3 separate regions of the Homo sapiens genome follow, and all the other regions are linked to region 3. Evidence: chromatin loops called from intact Hi-C (ENCODE). Cell type or tissue: A673. All regions are shown on one strand. Each heading gives the region's core, and the rest is flanking DNA. Links, peaks and the distances in the headings are about the cores only.

Evidence for each region. Hi-C counts contacts between places; a loop is a spot of excess contacts. Peaks named below come from ENCODE experiments on the same cell type or tissue, not always from the same donor. Only the 100,000 strongest peaks of a DNase experiment are listed, where the experiment ranks them.
Region 1: it touches region 3 in a loop (2.3-fold over the local background); 2 of 110 quality-filtered maps call a loop at or near these places.
Region 2: a loop joins it to region 3, with 7 times the contacts of the local background. A loop is called at or near these places in 4 of 110 quality-filtered maps.

What each region holds. Positions count from the first base shown.
Region 1 is chr12:86,181,883-86,192,218 of GRCh38, reverse strand. The region is part of intron 1 of MGAT4C (MGAT4 family member C); the gene reads left to right. Among named protein-coding and RNA genes, the nearest start is that of MGAT4C, 69 kb to the left of the region's middle. In A673, for the core only: a CTCF peak has its summit at 5,575; no DNase peak of the experiment used is centred there; H3K27ac peaks cover 1,679 bases.
Region 2 is chr12:85,948,951-85,959,286 of GRCh38, reverse strand. MGAT4C (MGAT4 family member C) reads left to right here. Exons shown (of 5, transcript NM_001351288.2): 5 at 1-3,620. Among named protein-coding and RNA genes, the nearest start is that of NTS, 80 kb to the right of the region's middle. In A673, for the core only: CTCF peaks have their summits at 3,984 (motif pointing left), 7,044 and 7,247 (motif pointing right); a DNase peak (open chromatin) is centred at 7,256; H3K27ac peaks cover 1,583 bases.
Region 3 is chr12:86,242,200-86,252,535 of GRCh38, reverse strand. The region is part of intron 1 of MGAT4C (MGAT4 family member C); the gene reads left to right. Among named protein-coding and RNA genes, the nearest start is that of MGAT4C, 9.0 kb to the left of the region's middle. In A673, for the core only: no CTCF peak of the experiment used is centred there; DNase peaks (open chromatin) are centred at 2,495 and 4,465; H3K4me3 peaks cover 643 bases; H3K27ac peaks cover 5,878 bases.

The DNA.
Region 1 (10,336 bases), core at 1,220-9,219, 60 kb after region 3:
ATGTGCACAACATGCAGGTTTGTTACATATGTATACATGTGCCATGTTGGTGTGCTGCACCCATTAACTTGTCATTTACATTAGGTATATCTCCTAATGCTATCCCTCCCCCCTCCCCCCACCCCACAACAGGCCCTGGTATGTGATGTTCCCCTTCCTGTGTCCAAGTGTTGTCTTGTTCACTTCCCACCTATGAGTGAGAACATGCGGTGTTTGGTTTTTTGTCCCTGGGATAGTTTGCTGAGAATGATGGTTTCCAGCTTCATCCATGTCCCTACAAAAGACATGAACTCACCCTTTTTTATGGCTGCATAGTATTGGATGGTGTATATGTGCCATATTTTCTTAATCCAATCTATCATTGATGGACATTTGGGTTGGTTCCAAGTCATTGCTATTGTGAAAGTTTCTATATCTATCCTGAAAACACCACACACACACACACACACACACACACACACACACACCTTTATCTCCTGTAGCAAACTTAACCCATAAGTAGTCTTATCCTGTAAGTAGCTGAATTTTGCTACAGGAGATAAGGGTGTGTGTGTGTGTGTGTGTGTGTGTGTGTGTGTGTGTGTGTTTTGTTTTTTGTTTTTCAGGATAGATATAGAAACTTTCAGATCATGTATGTTGTACTTGAGCTGGGAATTTGAAACCATGAGCTCATCCTTTTCTGTACCCACTTTGTCCAGAACAATTAGGAGCAATCAGCTAATCTCATTTTACTTGTTAGTTTGACAGAATGTCCTAAAATATCAAATACATGATCATCCAGAACCTTTCCTCTTGTATTTGATTAGGAGATATTTTCAATGTATTTTGAATATTTCCATTGCATTCAATGGAGACATTTCACGTAGTTTTCTTGCCACGTCACACCACAAAACATCAGTGCTCTCTTTACTACTAGAAATAGAGCCATTGGTACCTTTATATCTAACCAGATTAGAGCACCAATTCTAGAAAATCCCAGAATCAATTCAGAAAATTTATTTTGAAGAGTCTGTCCTTCTAGAACCATTCCCAGCACCAAAATTTGTATCACTCAGCATTCTTTAGAGAAACAGACCCTATAGGGGTGTGTGTGTGTGTGTGTGTGTGTGTGTGTGTGTGTGTGTGTGTGTGTGTGCAGAGAGAGAGAGTGATTTTAAGAAATTGGTTCCTGATTGTAGTGCCTGGAAAGTTCAACATTTGTGAGGCGGGCCAGCAGGCTGGAAACTCAGCTAAGAGTTGACATTTAGCACAGACTGGCAGTCTGGAAACTGGGAAATGATTTCTAAGTTACAGTCTTGAGGCAGAATTCCTTCTTCTCTGGAAAACCTCGGTTTTTGCTTTTAAAACATTTGACTGACTAGATGAGGCAAATTAAGGATTATCTCTTTGCTTTAAATCAACTTAAAATAAATGTTAAGGTAGAGTTGTTTAAAGTAGATATTAGTCCTATCTACAAAATATCTTCACATCTAGTGTGTGACCAAAAAAAGACACGTTATTTGTCTTAATCTAGCCAAATTGATGTGTAATATTCATCATCACAGAGTATTTACTTAGAAGTAAAATTGTGAGCTCAAAAAATGACCATATATTCAAATAGGTGTCACATGTGCTATTGCAAATTCAAGCCAAAATTCTCATAGAAACACTATATTTGCCATGAGGAAAGCAATTTTGAGGGCAGCAATGGTCAGCAAAGACTGATAACAACTCCAGAGATGGTTAAAGGAATGATGTATGATCTGATGAAATTATACCATTCATAAATGTGAAAATTTGTTCATTAATGGTTATTATTGTTACTTGAATATTGCAATTAACAGGAGAAACACACTTTAATTATGCCAATTTGATTATCAAAGAAAACCTGGAAAAGTTGAATTATCCTCTTTACTTTTGATCATAATTATTGAATGACATAATCTTTCTAATTGATTTTTTAAACTGTAATAGCAAATAAAGACTTAGAAAAATGTGAAAAGTGCATTGCCTTTCAGTAATCCCTGGTGTAATAAAAAAGGTGCTATCAACCCTATAATATTGTTAGGACTTTTCCATTTCCTTAATGTTTTCTTATTTTGGCATTTATTCCCCAAATTTATTGAGAGCTAAGTGGAAATTCCCACTGATAAGCTGCAATTTAGACATGAAAAGAAAAGGTGTCATCAAATGTCCTTCACAACCAAAATTCCAATCAAATGAAATCTTATTAAAATGAAATATTTAGCCTTCATTTTGAGATATATTAGGCATTTAAAGTACTAGTTAATTGCATAAATATGAACAAGGGGGTGCTGAGATCCTTTTGAGAATTATCACATTATACCATCAAAAGGAACATGATTTGCTGCCTGAATGTATTTTCTATCTGAAACCACAAATAATGACTTTGGAGGGAATACAAAAGGACTTAGAGAGTGAACTACAAGACTACCCATGTTTTTCCACAACTTCAGTACTCTCTTTGGTTTTTAGTTTTTGTTTTGCTTTCAAAGAAAATAATTGGATTTGTCATTTAAAATGTGGGGTTTATAAGTTTGCATATGAAGATGTTTTCAAAGGTAAAGAGCTTTTAAGAAATAAAAGATTTTCCAGTTTTCAGGTGCTCTTAGACTGTTTCCCTTATTTGCTAATAGGAAATCAGTAGCTTTAATTTCAACTTTTACTAAGAAGCACTACAATAGAAAAATTTTTTAAAAATACAATGTTCTTCAGTGTCATTCAATTTCCTGATTTTCCTAGTGCTCCTTGTTTTTGCTGTCACAATGCTAATTTCGTTTTGTATTTTTTTCAGCTTATTGTGATTTTTTTTACAAGTTGAGGCTGCTACTGTACTATGAAGGGCTATAGGTTAGACATAAATATATTACATCTTGAGAATCCAGTTACCTTAACAAATAATTTACATTAAAATGTTTTAGGTGACATTTCACCAGCAACAAAATGTAAAAATAATTTTATGAGAAATTTAAGGTGTTTTGGGCAGAATTCTCCTCTAAAATGGGTTGAGACGTTGAAAAGCGATGCAGGAAGTCTAGTGTTCTCTTTGGAGTGTTAGTTTTCAAAAGGAAAAGACAGTAAAAATCAACGCTATTTCTAGAAATAAAGCAATATTTTATGAGTCTTAACCATAAAGGGAAAAAATTAAAATAATCGCTTGACTTAACTTTACAGAGAAAGTCATCAATTTCTAAAATACACTCCTCTATCTCCACATAAAACATAGCAAAACCTGTCTAGTTACCCTAACCACTCTTATTTTAAAGCATATGCTTTATGATTGACTTAAAGGCATTATTTATAAACTTATTTATATTATTTATTTAAAATGTAGCATTTACTAAATTTATATCAATAACTTATCATAGGTTATTCAATATTCATTAAGTAATTTTATTATCATGGATTTTTAGTGACTTTTTTCCCTTCCAATAAACTCAGATGAATCGAAAGTTCACAGTGTCCCTTGCTCTTTATCAGCAGTTAGGGAGTTAACAAAATCACACTAGTTAATGAATTTTCCTTAAGGTCATAAATATAAAGTAAAATGCACAAATCAATTGTTCAAACTTCCAAAATATCACATCTAATACAACTTGTATAGAGTTATATGGAGGCTACATAATTTCTTATTTCTTTTGAACTTTAAAGTTCTAGGGATATTCCTCTAACGCATATGTTTCTGTATTCTAAATCTATTTCCAGCTTGTCTAGAGTGGGAATAGTGCCTAAGAATCTAAAGACCAAACTGGGACCACAGAGAGGGAAAGAACATGTCCCTCCTGTTTGTCAGTTTTCTCTCATATTGCATGTATGTCCCATATGTTACACTCTGCTGCCCACAGGCAAGGAAGAAATAATGTTTATACTCCTGAGGGAATTTTAAATGCTGTTTCAAAGAATTTCTTTTGTATCCTGCCACCAAACTATCACAACATATGCAGTTCCAGTTCTATTTTTCCCACTAGAAAACCATCACTATGCTGGAGTGGATAATATAAACTCTATTCCCTTAAAATCACTAGAATTCTTAATCATTTCTCATCATCATTCTGGCTAGTTGTTTTATACTCCTATTTGAAAAATACTTTTCTAGTATAACTTGAGCAGAAAAATCATAGCAGAAAAGAGAAAGTCAATCTCTACTAAAAGGAATTTACTTTAAGACAGGCAAAGGCCCATCAGGTTCTTATCTCAGCAGGACACATATCTCATCCTCAGTCTCAGTACACTTTGGATGTGAATGCTTTGGTCACCTCATCTAGGAACCATCAGATAAAATGGCCTTTTGGTGAACATTTGATTTGTCGAGAGAATTTCCTCCTAATTCAAGAATATCTTTGAAAATCTTGAGATAACTAATTATTGATTTGTATGAAATATTTTTAGTGAAGCGCACCTTAGATAAACAACCAATCTTTAATACGTTCAAGCCTAGAGCCCTGAAAAATGACATTTTTTTTTTTTTGCAGTTGGAAGGCAGGAAGACACAATGCCTAACAGCCAAGTAGTAGCATTGTGTCTGATTAGAACATTTTTTTTCTGCTTATTTGCCCGTTATAGGCCCTTTTTTAGTAACAATGAACTAGTCACTATAGAAAGGAAAGATTTATTATTATGTGACATTCTAGAAAAGGCAAATCTAAAAGGAAAGATTTATTATTATGTGACATTCTAGAAAAGGCAAATCTAAAAACTATTATACCAATAGTTGCCACATTCTTGGAGTAATGTAGGAAAAAAGTAATGCAAAGGGTAATGAAGACCCTGTTTCGGACAATGGAAATATTTCTCATTTTTATTTTGGTGGTGGTTACATTATTGTATAAGTTCATTAAGATTCAGTAAATTGTACACTTTAAAAGGACTGAATTTTACGTTATATATTACTAAATAAACAAAAAGGGAAGATTTGCAAAACTTCAAACTTATAATAATGGAGGGCTCCAGCTGTGTGGAATTAAAATAGAGAAATATTAGACTAGATTGGGTGCATTCAGGGTGGTAGGGCTATAGTAGAGATTTGATCTTTATGATTTGTGATACATATCACCTAATAAAATGGTTGATAGAATGTCAGGAATCACATCCTGTGTTTTAAAAATTTAGTGTAAAAGCCTCGTATAGAGCATGAAAAAAAATGTGCAGAATGTGTGCATGCCTATACACTTTGAATTATCTCCTTAGATGTGTCTGGATTTTGGTTTGCCTTCTTAGCCCATTGTGCTCACTCCAGTAATACAATATATAGATTATTCATGGCTGCCAAGCTGGCCTGCTAACACTATAGATTTAAGCAGGTTTGCTGAGCTTCCCTTTTGTCTTCTTATTCACATGAAGACCCACTGCACTCCTGTTCATTAATTTGAGGGAAGAACAACAGCAGGCTGTTTCTTATTCTTCCCTTCAGTTAGATGTAACTGGTCTTACGAACACAGGAAAGGCCTATTGCAGACTCTACTCATGATAAGCTTGAAACTACAGATTGTGCAGTCAAGTTGTTGACCCAAAGAATGTGGAATATGGTTTTAGGCAAGACCTAGGCATGTATGCTTCTCCTGTGCAACTAGGGGTCGTGGTTGAGCATTGAATCTCCCATGATTAAAGATGAGTGCTCCTCACTCAAATGTTTTTAGATTTTAGAGCTCAAGGGGAATAATTTGTCTGTTAGGGGTAATGAGCAATTTGTTTTGCAGCTTGGTAAATTGGCATGCTTGGTTCTTCAATTAGTATGTAAAGTTTTGTATTTGCAGCATTTACATTTAATGTTTAGCCCATAGGTTTCTGAATCTGAAAGGGTCACAACAATTCTCTGAAAGCCACGGACACCATGTGAATGATTTAAACTCAGTGAGTGACCTCAGCATGTCAGTTATTAATTGATATGAACACATTTGCCTTTTGGGGATGTGACTTTGGGATTGGTGCTAGCTTGAACTTGGGTTCATTGTTTATAATACCTGCATTTGTGCTTTAAAAAAGGATCTAGAAATTTCACATATGGTGACATGTCAAATATGTCACAGTAGGTATGGTATTGGTACCCTATGGTTGGAAGGCACTAGTGTGAGGCTGATTAGTCTATCCAACAGGTACCTCTTCTTTGAGACCTTTCTGTATCCTTCTCTCTCCTATAAGCCTGAGTCCTTTGGCCATAGCTAAATGATTTCATTCTTTTCAAATCATCTAGGTTGAGCCAATCAGGCTTTGTCTTACTAATTTTATATGTTGAAAATAGATATCAAGACTGAGTGATTATCTGCTAAGTCTCCTTAATGCCATTTTTTTTTCTGGGGTGGGGAGGGGAAATTGTATATTGTATTTAAAATACCACCTGTTAAATTTTCCTGAGCGACTCTCTTCTCTTTGCCTAAGAAATGTGTTTGCTGATTTGGTTCTGCATTTTGTAAAATACTCGTGTTCTTACAATAAAAGTTGTTTGATGGAGAAAGATAAAATAAAATAGAGAAATATTAGAGAGAATCTTTAAGATAATTTAATTATGTAAATTAAGTTGGCATATGGATTCAAATTTTTCAATCTGCAGTTAATTGCTGATTTCAAGTCAAAGTAAAGATGTCACATATATGTTTAAGTGATATTTGGTCATCAGTGACTATCCACAATTAGAATGGGGCAGAATTAGATCATGTTTGAAACTATGCTCTTTTTTGTTTGTTATCATTGTTTGTTTTTAAAGAACATATGCTTATGTGTATATCTACAGAGAACCTGAAAGACTGTGCTCCCAAGACTTGCTAAATGCTGATTACTCACAAAAGTCTCATTCAGAATAATGAGAGAATTTTAAAATACAAGTACTAAACTGTTCTCAATAAACTTTGGGAATTGCCTACAATGTATCAGACATATTTTGTGTATACCATATATATTATCCCTATTTTTAAAAATTATGAAAAGGTTAAATTACTTACCAAAATGAAGATAGTAAATATAAGAAGTAAAGCTGTACTACCTACACAGAGTAAAGACAAGCAAGTAAGGAAATAACAATGAATATAGTCACACAAAAGGAGGAAAGGAGTGTCAAAAGACAAAATTATAACAAATTTTGTTTAAAAATCTAATTGGCTTTTATTTGTTATTCCAGAGTCGGGCAACACCACATTCTATAAATTAGAATGAGTGTTCCAATGAGCTGAGCAGGGGAAGCTGGCTTTATGGGCAGAAAAGGGCTGAAGAGACAGAAACAGGAAACGAAAAGTAGATTGGTAATTTCAAAGTGACTTTCCTTACAGCGTTAAGACAGAGTGGGAACTATTTCTGTTATGTTGACGTAGGCTGACGGGAATATCCAGATTTTTTTCTGAAAACTGGCCCATTTTAAAGTTCAGCTTGATTATATATACTTAGCACAAATTACTGCATTCTGTTTGGTCTGGTCTTCAGGAGCCTAGTGCAGGAGGCTGGTCCAAAACAATGTCCTCCCATAGTTTTTTTTTTTTTTTTTTTTTTTTTTAACAGGAGAAAAAGAAATAAGGCAGGAACAGTGTAGGAAAGAAGAAAACAAAAGTAAAAGAAACCAACAAAGAGAGAAAGGAAAGGAGAATGGAAGGAAGAGAAAAAAAAAGAAAATGTGATAATTTATTCAACAAACTAAGTAATGTATATCCAGTTGACTTCAAAACTAATAACCCTTTCCACCCCTCTCTGTAGCCTCACAGCAAGAGGTGACCCAAGAATGATACACAGAAATTATTAAAATTTCGAGAAAAGAAGACAAAGGAGTATAAAAACTGTAAAAGTTAATTGTTACATGTAAAAATTCTTAGAATAATGTCCTGGCACATAGTAAATAAAAGTAAAAGCTTTTTTTTTTTTTTAAACGGAGTCTCACTTAGTCACCCAGGCTGGAGTGCAGTGCGCAATCTCAGCTCACTGCAACTTCTGCCTCCCAGGTTCAAGTGATTCTCCTGCCTCAGCCTCCCTAGTACCTGGAATTATAGGCAGCCGCCACCATGCCCAGCTAATTTTTGTATTTTTAGTAGAGACCAAAAACTTGTTTTAATTGATTAGTAATTATAGTAAGAAAAAGAAATGGAATATCATTTTCTAAATGTCAAAAAAATCAATGCTACAACAAAATACCTAATAAAAATTGATTAGTGATTAGTGAATGGTGAAAAGAGGAGAATTCACATTTGTGTGTCTGAAAGTGTGATCTGTATATGAATATACACATGGAATACACACAGACGACCAAATCGTTGTTCTCTTCAATATTTTTAAATGGCTTGATGGAGTGATTTGATAACTGATATATGTGGAATTTTGTCCCCCCAAATAATATGTTGAAGCCCAAACTCTCAATGTGATTTTATTAGAAGACAAAGCTCTTAGCAGATAATTAGGTTTGAATGAGGTCATAGAGGGGATCTTAAGTTGATAGAATTTAGGGCTTTATAAGAAGAACGAGAGAGAGAGATTTATCTCTCTTTTTGCATGCATACAGCATGGTAAGGTCAAGCCAGTATGTAAGTCAGAAGGCCACCCTCTACAAGCCAGGAAAAGAGACTTCACCAGGAACCAAATTGGCCAGTCCCTTGATTTTGGAATTCCCAGCCTCTAGAACTGGGGGAAGTAAATTTCTGTTGTTTACACCACTCAATTTATGATGTTCTTGTTATGGTAGCCTGAGCTGATTAAAACAATGGCAAATTGATCAAACTAATTGCTATTTCTATTAAGTTCTGTATCTGTATCAGATAGTTTGCTGGATACTGGAAATAAACTATGTATTTTAATTATCATAAAAATATATGAGATTGGTATTATTTTTATCCTTTTCTCGGATTAAGAAACTGAAGCATAGGAGAGATTAAATAACTAGCTCAAGTTACAGGGCTAATATGTAGCAGAGCCAGTCCTCAGTTCTTGCATTTTGAGATCTGTATTTTTTTCTAAATAGTTTCTTCTGAAGATGGAAACAGATGCTGAGTCCATTGAAAGATACAGATCCTTTCCAGAACAAACAAAATATCAAAAACAAACACAATAATATGAAAAATATAGGAGAGAAATGCAAAGTGTATAAAGAAAATATATGTGAAAACATAAAGCATGAGTTCCACAGAATGAAAATCAGGAATCTACTTTTACCAAGTAGTGTAGCCTGGCAAAACTGAACATGATGAAGAAAAATGGTAACAGTGCTTAAGAGTACAGTTTTTTATAGTACTGTCTAATCAGAATACACCCCAGAGATAACCCTAGCACAAATCTAAACTACCCCATTTGAAAAGCTGTTCCATTCTAATGTATAGATATATAGTGCTGGGTCTGGAAGTTGCAGAGATAATTTTCTAGGAGATCTATGTATCCCTAACTCAGATAAAATCAGTAACTGTCTACATGATGGTGAGGATTTAGATAATCCTGTAGCTCTCACTGGTATATATCATGACCATACTAACTTCCTTCTTCATATTTTATAAAAATGCACTGTTTGATATACTCTATTGCTGTTTATGGCTGCTTTATGTCAATCTAAGCTATCATTGACTTTTGTCAACAGAGTGGTCATGCAGAAAGAAAGGAAGAACAAAATGGAGGAAATAAAGGAGAAAACTAAATAGGAAGAGAGAATAGGAAGAAAATGAATAAAGAGAGAGAAGAAAGAAGAAAGGAAGGGAGGAAGAGAGAGGAAAGCAAGTAGGAAGGGAGAGGGAAGAAGACAAATGGATAGGGATATAACAGGCAAGACAGAATGGGAAAGGTGGGATTTACCATTAGCACATGTGAACAAGCTTCAGGGAATTTTAGTTAAAAACAAATGTAAACTTATTACCATGAATCTAATAAGAATTCAGTTGCATTTGTTGAAATACAGAGTTCAAATTAAGAAAGTTGTTAATCACAATATATTTAATTTTGTGCATAACCTGCTTTATTTGAAAACAGCCCCGACACAAGGTAGACTATGATGATGAGAGTCAAAAGCGAGAAGAGAAAAAATGAGAATGATTAGCCCAGTGAAATAAAGATAGAAGAGAAAAATGAAAGCTATCTTCAAACATTTAAGGAATATAAAATGTTGATATTCACAGTAATCATTTTATTCAATGTCCAAGAGGATGGGGAAGACAAATTTCAACTTAGAAAATTAGATATTAGAAAATCAACTTAGAAAATCAATATTAGAAAAGTATTTTAATATATAATTGTTATGCAAAATGTAGTACAATGCAGTAGATAGAGTGTTATTAGCATTTAAAAAATATTCTAACAGTGGTTTATTAAACTATAGAGGAAATGATCTAACTCAATTATGAGAATATAACTGATATAAAATAATATTAAAGTATTATTGGAAAGT
Region 2 (10,336 bases), core at 755-8,754, 290 kb after region 3:
TCTTCTAGTCTTCATGAGATTTTTCCAGCTTTTCTGCCTTTTAGATTGACATTTCTAGTTGCTTAAGGTTTCTTCTTCAAAGCAATGGGTATAAAACATGTGATTATTATTAAACAGTTATGGAAAATACCATCTTTATTCCACCACTTTATCAGGTAGAACTTGAAGGTAAAATAAAGTTTGGATGCTGAGTCTACATGTATTGTATTGTATTGTATTGTATTGTATTGTATTGTATTGTATTGTATTGTATTGTATTGTATAGTGGTTACCAGAGATTTAATAACATAGCAGAAGTAACTGAATCGCCTCCTCTGCCCTATGCACTTGTATTTTTTTTATTTCAAAAATGCCAGGAAGATAAGTGTATGCAAAAATATAAAGTTTGTAAAATTTTATACAACTTAATCTATTTGATCATTAGTTAAGTAAGCTTAACTAAATTAAAAATGTATTTTATTGCTACTTTTTTTAACTCTCTAAAGAATACATTTATGTTTTTGAAGGAGCTTTAATTTAGTAACAGTTAATCTTTTTATTAATTTTAGTAAAAATAATCATACCCTTTTAATAATAAAAATTAAACTTTAAGTCTTTAAAATTGCTAGTTGTAAGTGAATTTGTCAAAGATTAATTCATAGTTGCCAACACTTACTGAACAGGTAGATAAAATTAACTTTGTTTATTTAACAAATAACTTGGTGCTTTCTAGTTAGTTTAAAAATATCAATAATTGTTTCCTCACATGTATTTATGTCCTTCCTTCACAGCATATAGTCAACCATAGAGACTCAATGTAAAGTATTATGATAATTTATATGTCTGAGAAAATAAGAAGATTGATTCATTGAAAAGTTAAATGAATTTGAGATACAGGTATTTCTGACTGCCTAGTTACACTGTATGAAATACTTTAAAAACTGGCCAGGCGTGGTGGCTCATGCCTGTAATCCCGGTACTTTGAGAGGCCAAGAACTCCTGAAATCAGGAGCTCAAGACCAGCCTGACCAACAAGGTGAAACTCCATCTCTACTAAAAATACAAAACATTATCTGAGTGTGGTAGAGCACGCCTGTGGTCCTAGCTACTCAGGCGGCCGAGGCAGGATAATCACTTGAATCTGGGAGTCGGAGGTTTTGGTAAGCAGAGATTATGCCACTGCACTCCAGCCTGGACAACAGAGCAAGACTCTGTCTCAAAACAAAAACAAGCAAACAAACACACACACACACACACACACACACACACAAAAACACTTAGAAAAACTGTAAACAATTCAGTCTTGTATTTGGAAGAATGGTGACTTGTAAATTTTGCTGTACATTAATGACAAGTCTCTCACTCAAATAAAGATAACCTAAGTAAAATAATTTATGTCAGATGAAAACATTCCAAATTTTCTTGGAGAAAAAGCAACAAAAGCCAATAAATAAAGGTGGTTCCCATTACCTATTTAATTATTTAATATCTTAAACTATTATTAAATGCATGCACCACCTGCACTACCCTGACCGATTAACCCCTTAGCTGAAGGAGTTCAGTTTGTATTTTTACCATATGATCTGTCTAGATTCACTCTTTTCAGGATTGATAGATTTTTTTTTTCTTTTTTCTTTTTTTTTTTTTTTTGCTTTCTTATTCAACTCTACAGTAAAAGAAAATCTGTGGTTTTATTTGACATAACAGAGCTATCTTCAGCCATAGCTAGAAGGAGGATAGTAGGATAAAGGTCAATTTTTGTCTTCCTTCACAGCTAACAGATATATGTAGCATGCTTAATAATAACTCTCAAAGTCTGTTGCTCAACCTCCCAAACCATTAATTTCCTTCTAGCCACTGCTAGAGTTCATGCATGTCATGAAAGGAAGGCTAGAGGGACAATTTCTGTATGCATATCTCTGGCCCATGCCCTTCAATGAGACCCAAATATAATTAATTTCTGGGATTTTTGCAATAAATAATATGAGATGACCTCATTATAGAATGAGGGGCAAGATCCTTGGCCTTGGTCTTTCACAAATAATATGACTTTATTTACAGATGAAGAAAATAAAATAAAAATTAAACATAAACTTTCCTCAACTTCCTGCTTTTAGCCCAGGTAGCATGTTATTACTATTTCTTTTATAAACAACTGAGTTCTGACTAACAGTCTTTAAGAGGAGCTGCTATGAGGAAATATAGATAATAACAAAATAATAACATATTTTTAAAGCTTTGCCAGCAGCAAAGGGCTCGCATCTACATACTCTCATTTTATGTGTCCAACCAATGGTTCCACATAGCCATGAAATCAGCTGTTACAATAGGAAGACCACCACTGAACAGTTTTGTAACTCATTTCAGAATTGACTTTGGTATGTGCTTATTGGTGTATTTCTGTGCTTGTGTCAATTCAACAAAGCTTCCCAAGCAAGGTTACTTCAAACATTACTTGGGCCACGGTAAAAGAAAAATAAAATTCTGTTGATTCAGAGTCACCTTCAATCTCATGTCATAAATTATGTTTCTCTAGTCTTTGATATTGTTTCACATGTGCATGATTAGATTGGTTGAGGATAGACTTTGGGCTCATGATTTATTGACTAATTATGTGGTTTTCCCACTGTAGCTTGGGTTAAATCTTACAAGACAGGCTGAAAACTGAAATTGTTATGACATTTTTGTTTTCTCTACACCATACCAAGTAATGCTGTTTGATTGAATCAAATATTTTCTAAAGACTAAATGTAATCCAAAAAATGATCTGTAAATGTTCCCAACAGGTGTCCCAAAACCATATTTTAGTAAGTTTTTCAATTGGTCCAACAGTTCTATAAATTTTACCTTGAGGTAACTAAAATGGAAACATAATGAATATATTATCTCTATTGTCTAAGGACAAACAAAACACCGAAGTTATTGAGAATCAGATTCCCATGTTAGCATAAATGAGTCACCTAGTTTTTTCAACAAAACCAAGTAATAAATAAATCAACACTTTCAGTTTTCTGCCAGTGTCACAGATGGCAGCCAATTGGTTTGATTAAAAATCTGATGCTTGCATGTTTGCATAGTAAAAGACAGGGTTTTCAGGAAAAAATCATTATACTTCTCACTGTGTTCCACACAATGTTGAAGGTTATGTCCAAATTTGAAAAACAAATCCAATTAAACTAGCTACCATACAAATATATCTTTTGTTATTGAAAGAGTGATTTCAGTCGTGATTTTTCATTAATCTAGTTTTGTAAAAATCAGACTTCCTGTAAACCAATTGAAAACCTCTACATTTTACTATATGTATTCATGGACTTAATTTCATCAAAAATACCAATATTCTCTGTGCCCTAACAAGTGTAATTGCACTAACCTTGTAGTTGATATTTACTGATTGAAATGTATATACACAAAAATTATGTAAAACTGATTATCTAGAGGTTTCTTCATTAGCTAGCACAAATAGTTATTGTAAACCTTTGTCCTGTATTTTTTTAAAGTCTGCAACATGGTGAACCAGTATGCTTGATGGCTTTAATACCTGTGTCTGCAATTTATTATTCATTTGAAGCAACAAATTCAGAATTGTTTGAAATTATGAAGGCTAAACAGCATAAATACATTGTGGTTTCTTTTATAAATATTTGCTTTCATCTTCTGAATCTTGTACTTGTCTCCAAAAGAAAAAAAAACAGATGTTATTTGTCTTAAGCTAACTATAAAGGTCATAAATGAGAGAATTTTATGATTCACTTGAAATGGGGGAAAATATTTATTCTATTCTTTCATTTTAAATCACGTGGTCATAGAAATAAAAATTTCTATATGAGTGAAAAATAGATGAACAAGCACAAAACCAGAAATGATTAATATGCTGAATTAAATGTTATACTAAATAAAAAGTAAAAATTGACTCAGAAAAATAAAATAACTGAACTTTCAAAAATTAGAAGAGATTTTGTGAGGATGATTTAATTATAGATACCTGGATTAGTTCCACCATCTAGTGGTTGAATTTTACACTTCCCAATATGAATGCCCCAAAGAATTTTTTTCCCAGTGAGTTTTACTTTGAATATACTTTGAAGTTCTGAATGTTTTATAAAAGTGTATGAAAAATTCTAATTATATGACCAAATATTTACTTTAGAAAGGAAAAGCACAAATATATTAATTACAATAGCATTATATAAATCAAAATTTTAATTTTGTTTCATTCTCGTTACCATTTTGCTTTATGAGAGTATTAGAAAAGAAAAAAAATAATTAAAAAAGAATGTGTGGCCAGGCACAGTGGCTCACGCCTATAATCCCAGAATTTTGGGAGACCGAGGCAGGTGGATCACCTGAGGTCGGGAGTTCGAGACCAGCCTGACCAACATGGAGACACCCCGTCTCTACTAATAATACAAAATTAACCGGGCATGGTAGCACATGCCTCCCAGCTACTCAGGAGGCTAAGGCAGGTGAACCGCTTGAGTGCAGGAGGCTGAGGTTGCAGTGAGCCCAGATCGAGCCACTGCATTCCAGTCTGGGCAACAAGAGGGAAACTCCATCTAAAAAAAAGAAAAAGAAAAAAAGTCACACAAAACAGTAGTCAATATTTAAAAATTTAAATAAAAACATGAATGGAGTTTGCTATCAACAATACTGTTTATCAAACTCCTTAAAGGTAACTATGCCTAATGAAGAGTAAGTTGATTAAGCTGCATAGTAACTTTTCTCATGATTCATCAAACAGACATTTGTGAAGCTGTGGATGTTTTTGTTGGAATTGAAATAACCCTGCACTGATGTAGGGGCAGACAAAATTGAATCTGAATTTTCAGTATTATTTTAAATTTTAAATTGATGGTTAAATTGAACCACTATTTTAACAAATTTCCAACTTGAAATTTCGATTATTCATTCTTATATGAAGTGTTAACAGAAAAATCATCTTAACTTCTTTGCAATCTCAAATTTTATTCCATTTTCTTTCTTGGCGTGTTCCCCAAAAGATGACCCAATGACTCTAATCCTACCTAACTTAAATGTTAGGAATACCTGTTCCTCTTCCTCCCATATTTTCTTCAGGAGTCTGACTTGTTAAATAAAGCCAGAGGAATCTCTGTCCACAAAACAAAACCAATCATCAGAAAAATTAGGAAAATATTGAGGGACTACTGCACTGCTGAGGCCACCATAAGACTGCATTTGCTTCACTGAATTAGCAAACTGAATAAAAGCCACCTGGCTCTCAGAGGGAAAAACAAAGGAAAGATGGAACACAGGCATACACACACACACACACACACACACACACACACACACACACACTTAAAGTCGCATGCCTGAGCAATAACATCTCTCCTCAATTACCCTCAGATTTTATGTTGTCTTCTTGCTCTTCCATACCACAAGTGATGTTTATGTAACAAGAACAAAACAAGTAAACAAAAAAAAACACACATAAAAATGTAAAAGAGTAACTATCCAAAGTTCTGATGAATGTATGATACTCAAATATATATATATATCTCATTAGTCATGACCTCAATGTGCTACTTGAAACTGAAAACACTAGCTTTAGTATTCCAGGGTAAAATTTTCTACTCTCAATAATATTACCGAGCTGAGAGTGATTACTAATGGTTGATCAGTCAATAAATGAGCCACCTATTAACAAAGCCAAAAATACATTTGGATTGGTAAAAATTGCACTACTGCAAAAAAAAAAGCTATGAACTGTTTAGCTTCTTTCAATACAATAACAGATAATATTTAACATAAGTTCCAAGAACTAACCTGTATATAAGGCCAAAATGAGATTCAGGAAATTGTCAATATGGGCCATTGCTAGGGTCACCATACATCCTGGTGTTCCCGGATTAGTTGTGAATATTTCAATTTGTGATACATCCCAGCCTTTCTTTCTTCCTCTATATGTCCTAATGTTTATAAATAAGGATATATGATACTGTGATGCCCTTACTAGTAATGAAAGAAACTATTAATCAAAATGAAACCTTTATGTTCACTCCAAATTTTAGAAAGAAAACACAAATATGTTGCTAATAGTAATATTTTTTCTAAAAAATTCAACATTTATTATATGATTTTTGGTCAGTAGACATCCAATTAAAATTTGGCAATTTACCATTCTCATCAATGTTTGAGTATTCACATATGGATGTAAAGATTTTACTTTCTAAAACAAGGTTTAACACAAAAACAGACTTTGATCATTAAAATGCCTTATTTCTTGATTATTTTCTTAAGAAAGGAGGCAATTCAAAGTTTAATAAACTATTTCTTATTAACATATCCAACAGAGTTTGTGTTATTATGCAACTGCACAATACCTTGGAAAAGTCATATAAAAAAGAATTTTTTTCTTTTCTTTTTTTTTTTAGAAATAGGAATTTCATGGGGTTAGCTCAATTATGAAGCCTTAAAATAGAATAACCATTGTGATGATTGATTTTATGTTAACTTGACTGGATTAAGGGATATCCAGATAGCTGGTAAAACATTATTTCTGGGTGTGCCCATGATGCTGTTTGCAGAAGAGATTAGCATTTGAATCAGTAGACTGAGTAAAGAACATCACCCTCGACAATGTGGTTGGGCATCATTCAACCTGTTGAGACCCTAGTTGGAACAAAAAGGCAAAGGGGAAATTTGTTTTTTTCTTAAGGGGAACATCTGTTTTCTCTTGCCCTCAGACATCAGAACTCCTGGTTTTTGAGCCTTTGGGCTCCAAGACTCACAAAGATCCCCCAACCTCCACCTCTGCTCCTGTTCTCAGGCCTATGGACTCGGGCTGAGTAACACTACCAACTTTTCTTGCCCTCCAGCTTGTAGATGGCATACTGTGGGGCTTCTTGACCTCCATAATCATGTGAGCCAATTTCCACAATAAATCTTCTCTTATTAATCTATATATGATATACAAGTTCTCTTGATTCACTTTCTCTAGAGAACCCTAACACAACCATTTCCTAATCATTCTAAGTGTGACTTTCCTGTGTTTTCAGCCTGTGAACACACAGAAAGCACTGAGCATCACTAGAGAATCAGTAAATTGAAATACCAGATAGACTAATTGAGGTTCTTGATTGTAGCTCCACTGTTTTATGCCTAAGGAGTTAATCCTCCTTTCAGTCTTAAAATATGGTTTATAGGATCCTGGACTTAAAATAACAACATATGTTATTTTCTTATCTCTTGTAGTAAATTTATGTATCTGATCTTATACAGGCTTTCTGATAGCAACACCTACTTTTACCTCCAGATGGCAATATAATGCAAATAATAAGCCAGGCAAACATGAAGGTACTAATTTCACTCAATGAATTATTATCTTTCTAGCTTTCTTTTCCCACAAATATATATTTTAAATGTTTGTGTTTGATTTACACGTTTTATTCATATTTATTATCCTCCCATCAAGCCTTTGGGGTTTTTCTGTTAGGTTATATAAAAAACTAGAAAAACTCTTCTAGCTAGAAGTAATTCTCTTCTAGCTCGTTTGTCACAACAGGAATCAACTATTTGTAATTTTTAATTTCAATAATGGATATTATAATCCTAAGAGTAGGAGAAATGTGTCTGTTTTAGAATTATCGTAAAATTTATTTACTGCACCATTTTCTAGAATAAGAATATTTATTTTTCATTAACTTACCAAGTACAGTCTATTTTTCAACATAATTAAAAGACAATAGTTTATCCTTTTCTTAAAATCTACTAAATATAATCTCATTCTTGCTAATTACAAAGGCATGTGTTATGATACAAGTGTTCTGGAATAGGTGGGTTTGTACCTCAGAATGGACAATGACTCTCCTTGTAGGAAATTGAAAAGACAGGTCTCCAGAGTTACTGGAGCTCCTCATTCCATAACCATCACCACCTCCACCCCTGCCCCATACAATAAGGTTTGTGTGACCTTCTTGGTTCTCCTACACATTCCTCAAATCTATCTATGTTTATTTACTTTTCTGTTCAAACATTTCTAAGAGTTAATTTTAACCTTATTTCAATGGTTTAAGAATGTTTAAGACATTGGAGAGGACTCCTATTCAACATAGTACTGGAAGTCCTAGCCAGAACAATCAGGCAAGAGAAAGAAATAAAAGGTATCCAAATAGGAAGAGAAGTTAAACTATCTCTTTGCTGATGTTGTGATTCTATACCTAGAAAACCCTAAAGACTCCATCAAAAGGCTCCTAGAAACTGACAAACAATTTCAATAAATTTTCAGAATACAAAATAAACATTAAAAAAACAGTTGCATTTCTATACACCAATCACATTCAAACTGAGAGCGAAATCAATAACACAATCCCAATCCCATTTACAATAGTCACCACCAGAAAACAAACAAACAACAAAAACCTTAGGAATACATCTCACCAAGGAGATGAAAGAACGCTACAAGGAGAACTACAAAACACTAGTGAAAGAAATCATCGATGAAACAAACAAATGGGAAAACATTCCAAGCTCAGGTATTGAAGGAGTCAATATTGTTAAAATGTCCATATTGACCAAAGCAATCTGCAGATTCATGCTATTCCTTCAAACTATCAATGTCAGTTTTTAGAAACTGGAAAACACTATTCTAAATTCATATGGAAAGAAAAAGGAGCCCAAATAGCCAAAGCAATCTAAGCAAAAAGAATAAATCCGGAAGCATCCCATTACCTTATATCAAACTATACTATGAGTCTACAGTAACCATAACGGCATAGCAGTGGTACAAAAATAGGCACATAGACCAAAGGAACAGAAGAAAGAATCCAGAAATAAAGCCACACTCCTGCAACCATCTGATATTCAAAAAAGTTGACAAAAATAAGCAATGGGGAAAGTGCTCCCTATTCAATAAATGGCATCAGAATTACTTGGCTATCGACATGCATAAGAATGAAATTGGACTTCTACCTATCATCATATACAAAAATTAACTCAAAAATTTACTCAATTTAAAAGTAAGACCTCAACCTATAAAAATCCTAGAAGAAAACCTAGAAAATACCCATCTGTGTATAACATTACCTGATTTACATTATTCAGGTAATTAATATAAAGAACAAAAGACGAGCTACTATATTCAGTACTTACTTCTTCATTATGTTTTTAGGTTGATAGACACATACTGAAGTAGCTATTTGCTTCACTAAATACTTAAAACAATGTTAAATTAAACTCTGCATTAAGAGGTTTGGAAATAGCCTTCTTTATGCTGGAATTAATCTGTATATACCTTGTGGAAGTGAGGTATAAATGGAAATACTCTAGCTACTACTCTTGGTCACTCAAATGCAACTATTTATATACAGTTATCAATTTTAAAAATATTAGAAAATGCTTCCATTTAGAATTGTAGAAATCTATTAAATAATGTTGCACTCAATTGAAAAATGAGAAGAATCTGGATAATGTACACAAATCATAACTTTTTGTGAATCCATCAGAGAGAAGAGAACAGAAAGCAACCAGGAAAATGGAGCTCCAAAAGGAAATATAGACACATTAACCTTCTGTAGGACATGGGAGAAAGAGATGACCACTACATGCCCATGAAAGAAAAAAATCAGCTAAAAATTAAACAAATTATTAAAGGCCAAGTTTGCATGAAAATGTCGATTCTCAATAGCTGAGATTCCCAGACATAAGGGGAGTTTGCAACTAGGTGCTCACTAGAAAGTTGAAGGTAATACAAAAGAACAGGAAAAGCTTCTTTTAGTGTTGCAAATGTGCAAATAGCATTTGTCTGCTGTGGGGATTCAGGAAAAGGAAACCTGCCCACTTCAATGGATACTTCCTTCTTATGCAAAAATCCTAAGCCCTGGAGGAAGGCAACTAATTCTTTTGCCACCAGATAATATGCAAAGAGCCACTGCTTCTATGGAAGAGCAGAAACAAAATTGCCTCTCCGGTAGGGAAAAGCCTCTGGCTCTCCAGACATTGCAAAAAACCCAGTGAAACTGAAGAGCTGAAGATAAATACATATTTTCATTGGCTGAAAGGCCAAGAAACTCTCTTGGGTAAAGAATCATACAACAATAACAAACTGTGATCTACTACCACTGAGGCAGGAATAGGAGACTCCCCTGCCCAAAATCAACCAGAAATAATACAAGGTACTGTTTGGCTTCCCCGGAGAGGAAGGGCAGCAGTGCTGGAGCTAGATCTTGGCAAAAACGAACAAACAACAACAACAACAACAAAATACTCTCTCTGCTACTGCAATAAGCTTAGCAGCCCCTAACAAGCAACAGCAGTTTAATGCTGGGAGAAGGGCAAGGGCATAAAGTATGTAAAGAAATAAAGAAGTTCAGCTGGGCGCAGTGGCTCACGCCTGTAA
Region 3 (10,336 bases), core at 1,457-9,456:
TACAGATACTCAGTGATTTAAAAGAAATAAAAAGCCTAAAATACAACCTCCTCAGAGAAAACCAATCCATACGTAGAACCTATCAGTTGAAGATAAATTGTTTTTAGATAGTATCATTTAATTAGCCACTGAAGAATCTGTCTAGTGACATACATATAAATTGTACAACAAAAGTTAACTGAACACACTTGATTTGGCTCAAAATATTTTACTGTGGTCCTATTGCATAATAATAAAACAATAGCCCTGAACTTAGTCCCTTTAGTAATGCCCATTTGAAGTATGCAGAATAAGACAGTAAAATTAGAATTCAATAATTGAAAGTACGAATGTGATTTTTTATCTGCTTTCTCTCTCTGCCTCTGAAGCTATGACAAACGAATGTGCCCTTTTCAGGGGTTAATAAATTATGAAGACTTTTCCACTTCTTTCAGAGTTAGAGACAGAGAAGCTTGTTCACATTCGAACTGCATAAAATGAAAAAATAATCTAGAGCTATTAAGCAGTAGATGTTTAATAGCACTAAAGGTACTGGGCCTTGGGTTTAGCTATTTTTAACAACTTATATCCATGAATTAATTTTAATAGTGTTTTTGATGAGAAAATATAAATGGACAACAGTACTTTTTAATGCTAAATTCTGCTAAAAGCAGAGAATTTGTTGTTCAGTGTTTGATACTGGTCTCAGTGGCATGGAACTGAGCATATCATAAAGGTTGTCTAGGTAAATTTTCACAAGTAAGTGGCTCTCTACCTGTGTGCCATGGCACACCATAAAACTCTCAAGGGTATCTCCTAACATTTGGGTCAATGTGGAAAATGCATTTTGCCTAAAACTGAGTATACATATTTGTGCTGCAGTCAGTCAGATAAAATATGGAGCTGAGTGAAACCAATAATATGGGGAAGAAAATGACACAATTTGCTGTGATGAGAGGCAAGGTGTAAAGTTAAGTTCCAGCAACTTTTCTCCATTTGAAGTACAGAAGAGGCTATGATCATGCTAGAAAACACTTTTTCTCAGCAGAGCAAGAAAAGAGCAGATGCTTTTAAAGACACTTTCTTTTTTGTTTGCGTGCACTTGTTGCATGTAAGAATATGCAATAAGTGCGTGCAAATTGTATTCAGGTAGTCTGGGACCAGGTGTGTCTAATTAAAACCAAAAACTTTATGGGAAATAGGAAACATAAGTTAAAGGATACATTCATTTGCATTTCTTGTGCTTCTGTGTGTCTCTAAGTTCTCAGGTATGTTTTAATCTAAAATAGATTTTTATGTTACATTTGGGTTTTAAATGTTGACTTTTAATATTTTTAAAAGTCTGGGACCAGACTACCGGAATACAATTTGTTGTTCCACCCTTTTCAGTCTTCATGCCTTCATAATAAAAAAAAAAAAAAAAAACGGGAAATAAAAGTACCTACCTCGTAAGTTTGTTGTGAAAATTTCATGAACTAATCTTATAAGCATGGAGAACAGTGCCTTGCATATAGTAAATGTTCAATTACTATTGCCTCTCTTTAGTATTTTCATTGTTTTCATTGTTACTGACTTGCTTAGTATTATGTGTCTGTGTCTTTTAATTCATTCAGGAGTTTCATTAAAAATTGCTATTCACTAACATGAAAACTCTGGTATAGTACAAACACAATTTTGGGAACCAATCATACTAATTACTTTTGAAACTAGATGCTGATTGTAGATTTTGTTGGTAAACACGGGTTAATCATTTACTGCATATAAAACTTCTGATGTTTTAATTTTAACTATTGTAAGATAAAAAATGAATTAAATAACTTTTAGGAACTTTTCTCAAATCTAAAATGATATAATATGGGATATCATATACATACAAATCTAAGTACGTAATAAAATAGAAAGTCTTATAGCTTTACCTTTTATCTTTTACTCTGTTTTACTTTGCTACTTTTTATTCTATGATTTTTCATAAGTCAATGAGAGTTTCAAACCTGGAGTTATGAAAGTTTTATTTGTCTGATATATGTAGAGACCAACAGTCTCTGCTTTTCAACAGTCCATTGTCTCATATTGGTGATGAAGTGGTGATAGAATTGAGTTAAAGTTTTTCAGTTCTTCTTTACTCATGACGTTCTGTATTCTTAACATAGTCATTAGAGGCAAAGTATGTTTTTATTTTAAAAATCTCTCTCTCTCTCTCTCTCTCTCTCTCTCTCTCTCTCTCTCAGTGTGTGTGTGTGTAGGTTGCTTGTTTGTTTTGTTTTAATGAAGCATCTAACATGTACTTAATACTACCTCAAGAGAGATACAAATAGAAAAGGATAAAAAATGTAATGTTTAAATTAGGTTATTCTTCCCCACTGTTTATAATCTTGTAGAATCAAGGCATTAATGAATGTGTAAAACATTTTCTAAAAATCTATTCATTCCACTAAGGTATTTTCCCTTCACTTTTAAGTGCTCTGACTCATTCTACAAATTATTTAAAGCTCAGCCACTCAACTACTGAGCACTTATGGCATGCCAGCAGTGAACAGAGCACCACCACTGCTCTCCAGGGGTTCATGGTCTAGTGACCAACACAAAGTTGGAAATAAATAATTACAATCCATTGTGATAAGTTTTACATTAGAGATATGCACAGAGTGCTCAGGGGACACCCACAAGGAGTGATTTATTCTATGTGTAAAAATCTGGAAAATCTTTAAAAATAAGCTGTCACTTAGCTGAGTTTTGGAAAATTAGAGACTTTTTCAGGTACAGGTGGGCAAAGGATATTTCAGATAGAGGGACCTCATTAAGAACAAAGTCAAAATGAGAAGAGAAAGCACAGTGTGTTCAGTTAAGGTCAAGTTGCTTATCATAAGCAAAGGCAGGAGTGAGGGAGAGCTAAAAATTTGCACCAAGGTATCAGAACAGATTCTAATTGTAAATAACCAGTAAGGACAACTGTCATAACTGCATAACTTTAATCCTTGGCTGGATGTTTAAATTAGGTTATTCAAATTTTAAATACTCTAGAAGGGCTGTGATGAGATGGATCACTGTGGTTTTGAGAAAATGAGGAATGCTTCCTAAAAGAGGTAAGAAGCAGGATTATTTGGCACCATTTAAAGCAGTCTGACACATCAAAGGAACAGGAATGGTCAACACATTCTACTTCATTAATTTCCGCTAACTTTACTAGGTATATCAATCTATTAAGTTATTTTAAATAATGGATAATGTTGGATGGGGTGATTAATTACTCAAGAATAGAAAGGTGGGTCACACATGACATAATTGAGAGGAATACCAGAGTTTGGGAAAGAGTTTCTGAAGTCAGTATTTATTCACTATTTATGAACTTGAGCAAACATGAACTAGGGATAGGAAGTGTATGATGCTGAATGACAAAATGCTTTACTATTGGGCTGGGGTCAGTGGGAAAATCCAGGGAAAGGAACTCCCCTTCTTATAGAATAACTCAGTTCATTGCACTTATTTTTTAAATTATCTGAACAACATTATATAAAAGTTATATATTAAATAATTATTTTAAAAGAAAACAATAAGCATTGTGTCATTCTTTTCTTGGTGTAAAATTTTCTCAAGTGGCATGTGATTTACAGTGAACACAAATAAATAATGGGGGAAGATGGAAAGAGGTGCTCAGCATGGGAACAGAGCATAACACTAGCTAGTTTCACAGCTGTCTCTTAGGCTGTCTCCCAGAAATTTATTCTAAGTTTATTCACTTATTTCATCATGGTGAGATTCCGATATATTTAGATGGTATCCAAAGAGAATTAGGCTTTATGTATGACCGCTCCCATCTACAATGTTATAGGCATTCTGATAGGTGGCGAAGTTACATAAGGATGGTGGTGGTGGTGTATCAAGAAAATGTGTGTCATAGCAGAGCACAACAGGCAATAGGACAGAAAAGGCATGACAGAAGAGGCAAGACAATTGCCTATCTACTTGGAAGGGAACCGCTTCTCACTTGCCTGTATCTTTAATATTAACTCTCAGAGCATTCTTGCATAAGAGCGTGCAAGTGATAACTTTGGCATGAGAAAGAGAACATGGTTCTGAGGGTAGAAAATAGGATAAACTGAGGGGCATTAGGGAGGTGGAGATATAGAAAGGTAAATATTTGGGGGAAAGAACAAAAAAAAATCCACAGACAGGGTTGTAGTCACAAATCATAGAGGGTATTTTACTCTCTTGAGGTCAAAGATTCTCCCTAATTCTTTTCTGAATACCTATGGCCTAGCAAAGTGCTCTGCAGAAGTTTGCTGAATGAATGTCTGGCTGCCTGAGAGAAGGAAGGAAGGAAGGAAGGAAGGAAGGAAGGAAGGAAGGAAGGAAGGAAGGAAGAGAAACTAGGTTCTTTCTTTGTGTACTTTAGACATGCTATGCTTGAGATGTCCACTAAAGAGCAAATAAGACATGTAGGTATTGGTTATCAAGAAGCCTTAGGAAATTCCTCTATTTAAAAGTGGTGAAGAGGAGGAAGAACAAACAAAGGAGACTCAGAATCAAAGAGCCTTTGAATAAGGAGGATAACTACATCTAGACTATTAAAACTTCAGATCAGGAAGGAAAAGATGGTGCTGAGGGTAGAAAATCCTCTGAAACCTCTATGCAGGAAATACAAATCTGAACATGACACTCCTTTCCCCTCTTCCCCATAATCTTCCTTCCATTCCCTTGTGACCTAAAACTCTTCAGTGGCCTTCCATTACGTACAGGATAATAACAAAACTAGTATGCTTCATAAGGCCCAGCATGATGGTCTGTGTGTTCCAGCAACATTTACTTTCTTTTCATCTCTCTTACAATTTCTTCTTCAGTTCCACCACTGAGCCTTAGTTTATGCCATTCTGTCTGGCTAGCAGGTTCCTCTGAACCTTTTCCACATGTTTACTTCAAATTTATTATTCAATTCTCAGTTAAAGAAGCACAGCCTTAAGGAATTCCTCCTTGACCTTCCTGATGAGGCCAGATATCCCTATTACAGGTTCTTAACACAGTATTTAACACTTTCAAAAGTTTCCATTGTAGGCTTTCTTGGTTGATTAAATTGTTAATGCCAGTCTTCCCACGAGACTGTAATCTTTATGAAAGTAATGGCCAGAGTCTACTCTGAATCAGCACTGAACCTCCAGTGTCTGGAGTAAGGAAATCAGCTAGATATATATGGTCAAGTGAATAAATGGTGTGAGTAAACAGAAGATTGCAAAAAGTGTATTTACACCTGGGAACAACAAAGTACTGAGATGCTACTGAATGTTAATCATAGAAATAAAATTTGAGTGGACTTTCTTAGAGCATAAATAAAATGCATGCCCATATCTGCAGCCTCCTTCCCACTAATATGTGTGTAACCCTATAACTAATTATATAAGTATTTAAGTAAGAGAACAGATTGTGCATTTTGAGTTATGCACAGAATAATAAAAAATATTGTATCCTAATGGTCATTTGTAACACACAGATAGTTGAAGGATATGAAGAGATACAGACTCATCATAGAAACTGTGTATGTGAGTGTGTTTGTACAAAACTTGTACCAGGGTATAACTGATGCTACTAAAACTAGAAAGAATGTAATTGAGAATGTGATGTCCCATCATATGAAAGGGTGCAGAAAGTCTCAAAATATAGAACAAAGAAAATTGCACTTTAAATTGCAGGGAAGGTCACTGGTGGCCTTAAAGAAAGTAGTTTGAGATATTAGATAGCAAGGAGTCCAGCAGGAAATTGATACTTAGGAGTTGAAGTCATGTTCAAGCAATTTACAACAGAAAAGGAATAAAGACTTGCTGGTCAGAACTGTCAAATAATAACCCTTTCAGGAATGGAAAAAGTTGATTTGGTGGGCAGATATATGAATTATTAAGTAACATTTACCTTTGTAAATTGGCCTTCATAACTTGTACAAAACGTATTTATAATAAATAAAGTGTTTATAGAACATATAGCTACGTTTAAAAATTTCAAGCACAGTTAGAACAAAAGATAGCAATATATCCAAAAATATAGAAAATTGTGGGAGTCATTTACTCAGCAGTTAATTTATTCTTTTAAAATGACTCTTTCAGTAGCCATTTATAAGCATGTTTATAGATGGTAAACTGTTCATGAGTGTGTAGGCAAATAAACAAAGAAACCTTCTGGAATGAAGACCTAGACTCTCTAGAAGGTTGCAGGATACTCTAAGAAGCAATGGTTGACGGGCGCCTGTAGTCCCAGCTACTCCGGAGGCTGAGGCAGGAGAATGGCGTGAACCCAGGAGGCGGAGCTTGCAGTGAGCGGAGATCAAGCCACTGCGCTCCAGCCTTGGCAACTGAGCGAGACTCTGTCTCAAAAAAAAAAAAAAAAAAAAAAAAGCAATGGTACACTAGGAGATATTCATGGCCTGCTAAATAGAAGAGCTCTTAAACTCTAAGACATTGGAGAAATTAACTGAAACCAAAAGAGAGAAAGGTATATTTTAGACACAGCTTAAAAATCGGTTGGATTGGAAAATACTACTACACTCTAATATATAAATATGAATGTACAATTAATGTGTATGTATATACAAATTATTTTAATTTAAATATGTAAAACTGTATAATGGTGTAAACTTTTGTTTTAAAATTTGGCTACACATTGAGCTATTTATTCTGGTAGCTCTATGATGATTATAGATTTATTCTCAAGAAATTTTTGATTTACTTAGAAAAAAATCACTTTAATTAATTTGTTCTTGTTGTAGAAGAGGGCAAGATATTTTTGAATAATCTAAAGAGGAGGAAAATTATATTCTACCTCTTTCCAAAATAGTTTGAAAAACAAAGTAACAGGATTTGAGTACTAACCCTAGGAGCTAACATGGAAGGAGGACTGGGATGCACCATGGCTTCAGAGAAATTGAGATCAAAAGGGGGGTTTTGAAACTGGAACAGTTGGGCACAATACTATGCCTAGGAAACATCACAGCCACCTCTATGTGACAAAGATACTCACTCAGAAATCTCTTGTATTCGGGCTAAACTGAAGATGACTAGACCCTAGAAACCAGACAGAAGCACAGAGACCCAAAAACAATTTGAGGATGCCCATGGGGCCAAAATATAACGAAGTTCAAAAAAGGAGGCAGAACATGGTGTCTGATGTCTGATAGGAGGAATCTAGGCAAGAAGACTGAACTCAGAGACAAGATTGTAGTTTCCAGGAAGCCTAGAAGGGCAGAACCTTAATCTAGAAACCTGGCATGCTAACCTGGGACCCAGTAACTGGAGGAGACCTAATTGCTCCTCTCTGTTTTTGGCAAGAGAACTCGAGGGCTGGACGGAGTGTCTGAGATCAGGGAGTTGTAGAACCTTGGTGGATTTCTACCCATAGGATGAGTTGGTGTTTCTATTAGTGAAGGGTAGATGGCTGATCTCACCATTTGGTGTATTTTTTTTAGTTTAGAGTGGGCCATTATAGTGTGGGCTTAGGAGTCAGTTGGCTAGGCATTAATTCCTGGCTTCCCACTTAACCAGTGTTGTGACTATGAGCAGAGAATTTAACTTCTCTGTGCCCCAGTTGCCTCATCAGTGGGATGAAGTGAGGATCAAATGAGATAATGCATACCACCCACTTAATACTGCACTGACACAGTACATGCTGGATAAATGCTGTCCCTTATAATTATTATTACTCACCCATAAACCCTATGCTTCAGTTCTGCTGCTCCTGAAACTCACCTCTGGGCATTGGCACATGTTCTTTCTGTTTGAAGAACTCTGCTATGTCAATTCCTTTTCATCGTTACTGGTGGTGTTTGGGGTTTCTTCCTAGAACCTCTTTGATGAGTGAGGTGTCCCTCTTTTGTGCTCATAGAGCATTTTCACTTTCCCTGTAATGTATTTAAATTGACCATTGCCTTCTCTGTGTCCCCCATTAGCCTCTAGGCTTTATGTGTTTTGGGATTTTATAAGTTGTATCCATTGCTGTATCAGCAGTGCTAGCGCAGAGTAGAAGCTCATTAAATGCTGATTAAATGAATGTATGATGAGAGACCCCAGACTTAGATCCCTTTAGGGAGCCATAATCTGAAAGGATTTCTCTATTAGAGTTTAATTTGGGGAGCTCTATTAGAACTTAGTGGTAGAGCCAGAACTAGAAGGTCTGAGGTGAGAGATAAAGCTACTTTTAGAAGGAGGCAATGAAACCCACCCCTTCACTAATCCCTGTCTGTCTCCTGCCCCAATGGTGTTGGTAAAACAACTTACATCCTGAGAGTTTCTGACACAGCCCTCGAGCTGCTGTGGCAGTCACCATCTTTCCTAATCTAATTGGTAAAAACATGCCTGGAGGGTAGTCAGCAAATGACCGCCCAGCATCATTAAACAGTGCAAAGCATTCTAGAAAGTACAGGATGTGTGTTGCTTATGTGCGTGTAGGCGTAGGCATGACCTAGGCAAGATGCTGCTGTTCTTAGTATTTATAAGCATTTCTCTTGCATTTCTTTCATCTTAATTCACTTTTTTACCTTAGTGAGAAAAATGACAAACACCACCAGCAGCAGCATAGCCTTAGAAGTCACAGGGGCAGGCTGAATATGGCCAGTCTTTTCTCCTCCTGGACTCTTCTCACTGCATGAAAAATGTATTTGTTTTATATTGCTGTGTAACAAGTTACCACAAATTTAGATGCTTAAAGCAATAGACATTTATTATCTTGCAGTTTCATTGGGCCAGTGATATGGACACAGCTTGGATAGGTCTTTTATTCATGGGTCTCTGGAGGCTGCAATAGAGGTGTCTACTAACCTTTTTTTCTCTCTGGAGTTCAGGGTTCGTTTTCAGACCCAGGTAGTTTTTGGCAGAATTCTGTTTCTTGCAGCTGTAGGATGGAAGTCCCTGTTTTCCTGATGGCCATCAGTAGGATACCACCCTCAGAATCTATAGGCCGCCTTAGTTCCTTGCCAGGAGGCTCTTTCATGGGCTTTTCATAAAAGTGAAGCTTACTTCTTCAAAGCCAGCAGGAGAATCTCTTGTTTAAGTCTGCTAAAATGGAATCTTACATAGTCTAATAAAATCATGGGAGCGACCCATCACCTTTGCCTTATTCTATTGGCTGTAAGTCACAGGTTCTGCCCACACTCAAGGGGAGGGAATAAGACAAGAATGTGAATCATTGAGGGTCACCTCAGGGTGTGTCTACCACAGGGAACAATCACAGAACATTCTCAGAGACCTCTAAGTGACTGTCAGCTGCCACTGCCAAATCATTTGTTAGATATATTTTATTAATTTCCCTAAGTTTGCAAGTAGCAGAGCTCACCCAACAAGAATAATTTTGATTGAGAAAAATTTGTCAGTAACCAAGAAAAATTGATTATTGGAGCCAGATGAGATGGCCAGATGCCTACCCTGTGAGCTCAAAAAGAAACTGTACCCTCATGTACTCATTTTGAGTTTGGAGACCTGGAGAAATGGCTGCAGTGTTTGCCACTAATTAGACAATTTGGAAAGAGTACATGTTGGGTTAGAAACCCCTATTTTCAACCCATTATTGAAGAAGAGGAAAGTCAAGAGTCACATTGCAGATTTTATCACTTGGGGCCACCTTAATGTTAATCTGCTTAAAAAAGCAAAATATCTAAAAGGTGTCTTGTTCCTGGGCTCTGTTAGTAGCTAGAGTCAGTTCCCTTAACTTGCATCGCTGAAAGTTCTGAAGAGCCATTAGAGCCCATAGGGAGCTGGGAGGTGTGTGTTGTATGTGTACATGTGTGTGTATATATATGTGGTGGGGAGTGGGGGATTGGTGCCTTATGCATGCCATTGTATAAAGGTAAGGTTGGATGGGACAGCTAGGTTTTCAGCCACCCCCTTCCTCCATTTTTCCCTCTCTTTTATTCTTTCTATTTGCCTTTAAAGACCCTATTTTTTCTACTCTAAAGTACTTCCCCGGACAATCAAATAAAATCATAAAATCGGTAAAGGCTCTTGAAACTTTAGTCCAAAGTCAATGTGTCCTGATAAACAGAAAGTACAGGATTTAAAAAGGAGTCATTACATGTGAAATATTCAATAGAAGAAATAGCAAAAAAGATACTTGTTTAAGGGTCCGTGCCTATTCACATGGACAAAGTATCAAAATAAAGGAATCTGAGAGGTCATTTAAATAAATGAAATGATGCAGATTCAAGGGAAAGATAGATTGAACCTGAGGCAGTATCTATGTTTACCAAATCCAGCTTCGTGGCGAGTGAGCTGAAGGGGAATGTCTTACACACCTTTGCATTGCAGGATCCTGCAAATGGAGATTTTTTGTAACGCGTTCTCTGGAGTTAGACTGAATGGGTGCAGCTCTATAATCAATGTCTGCCTGT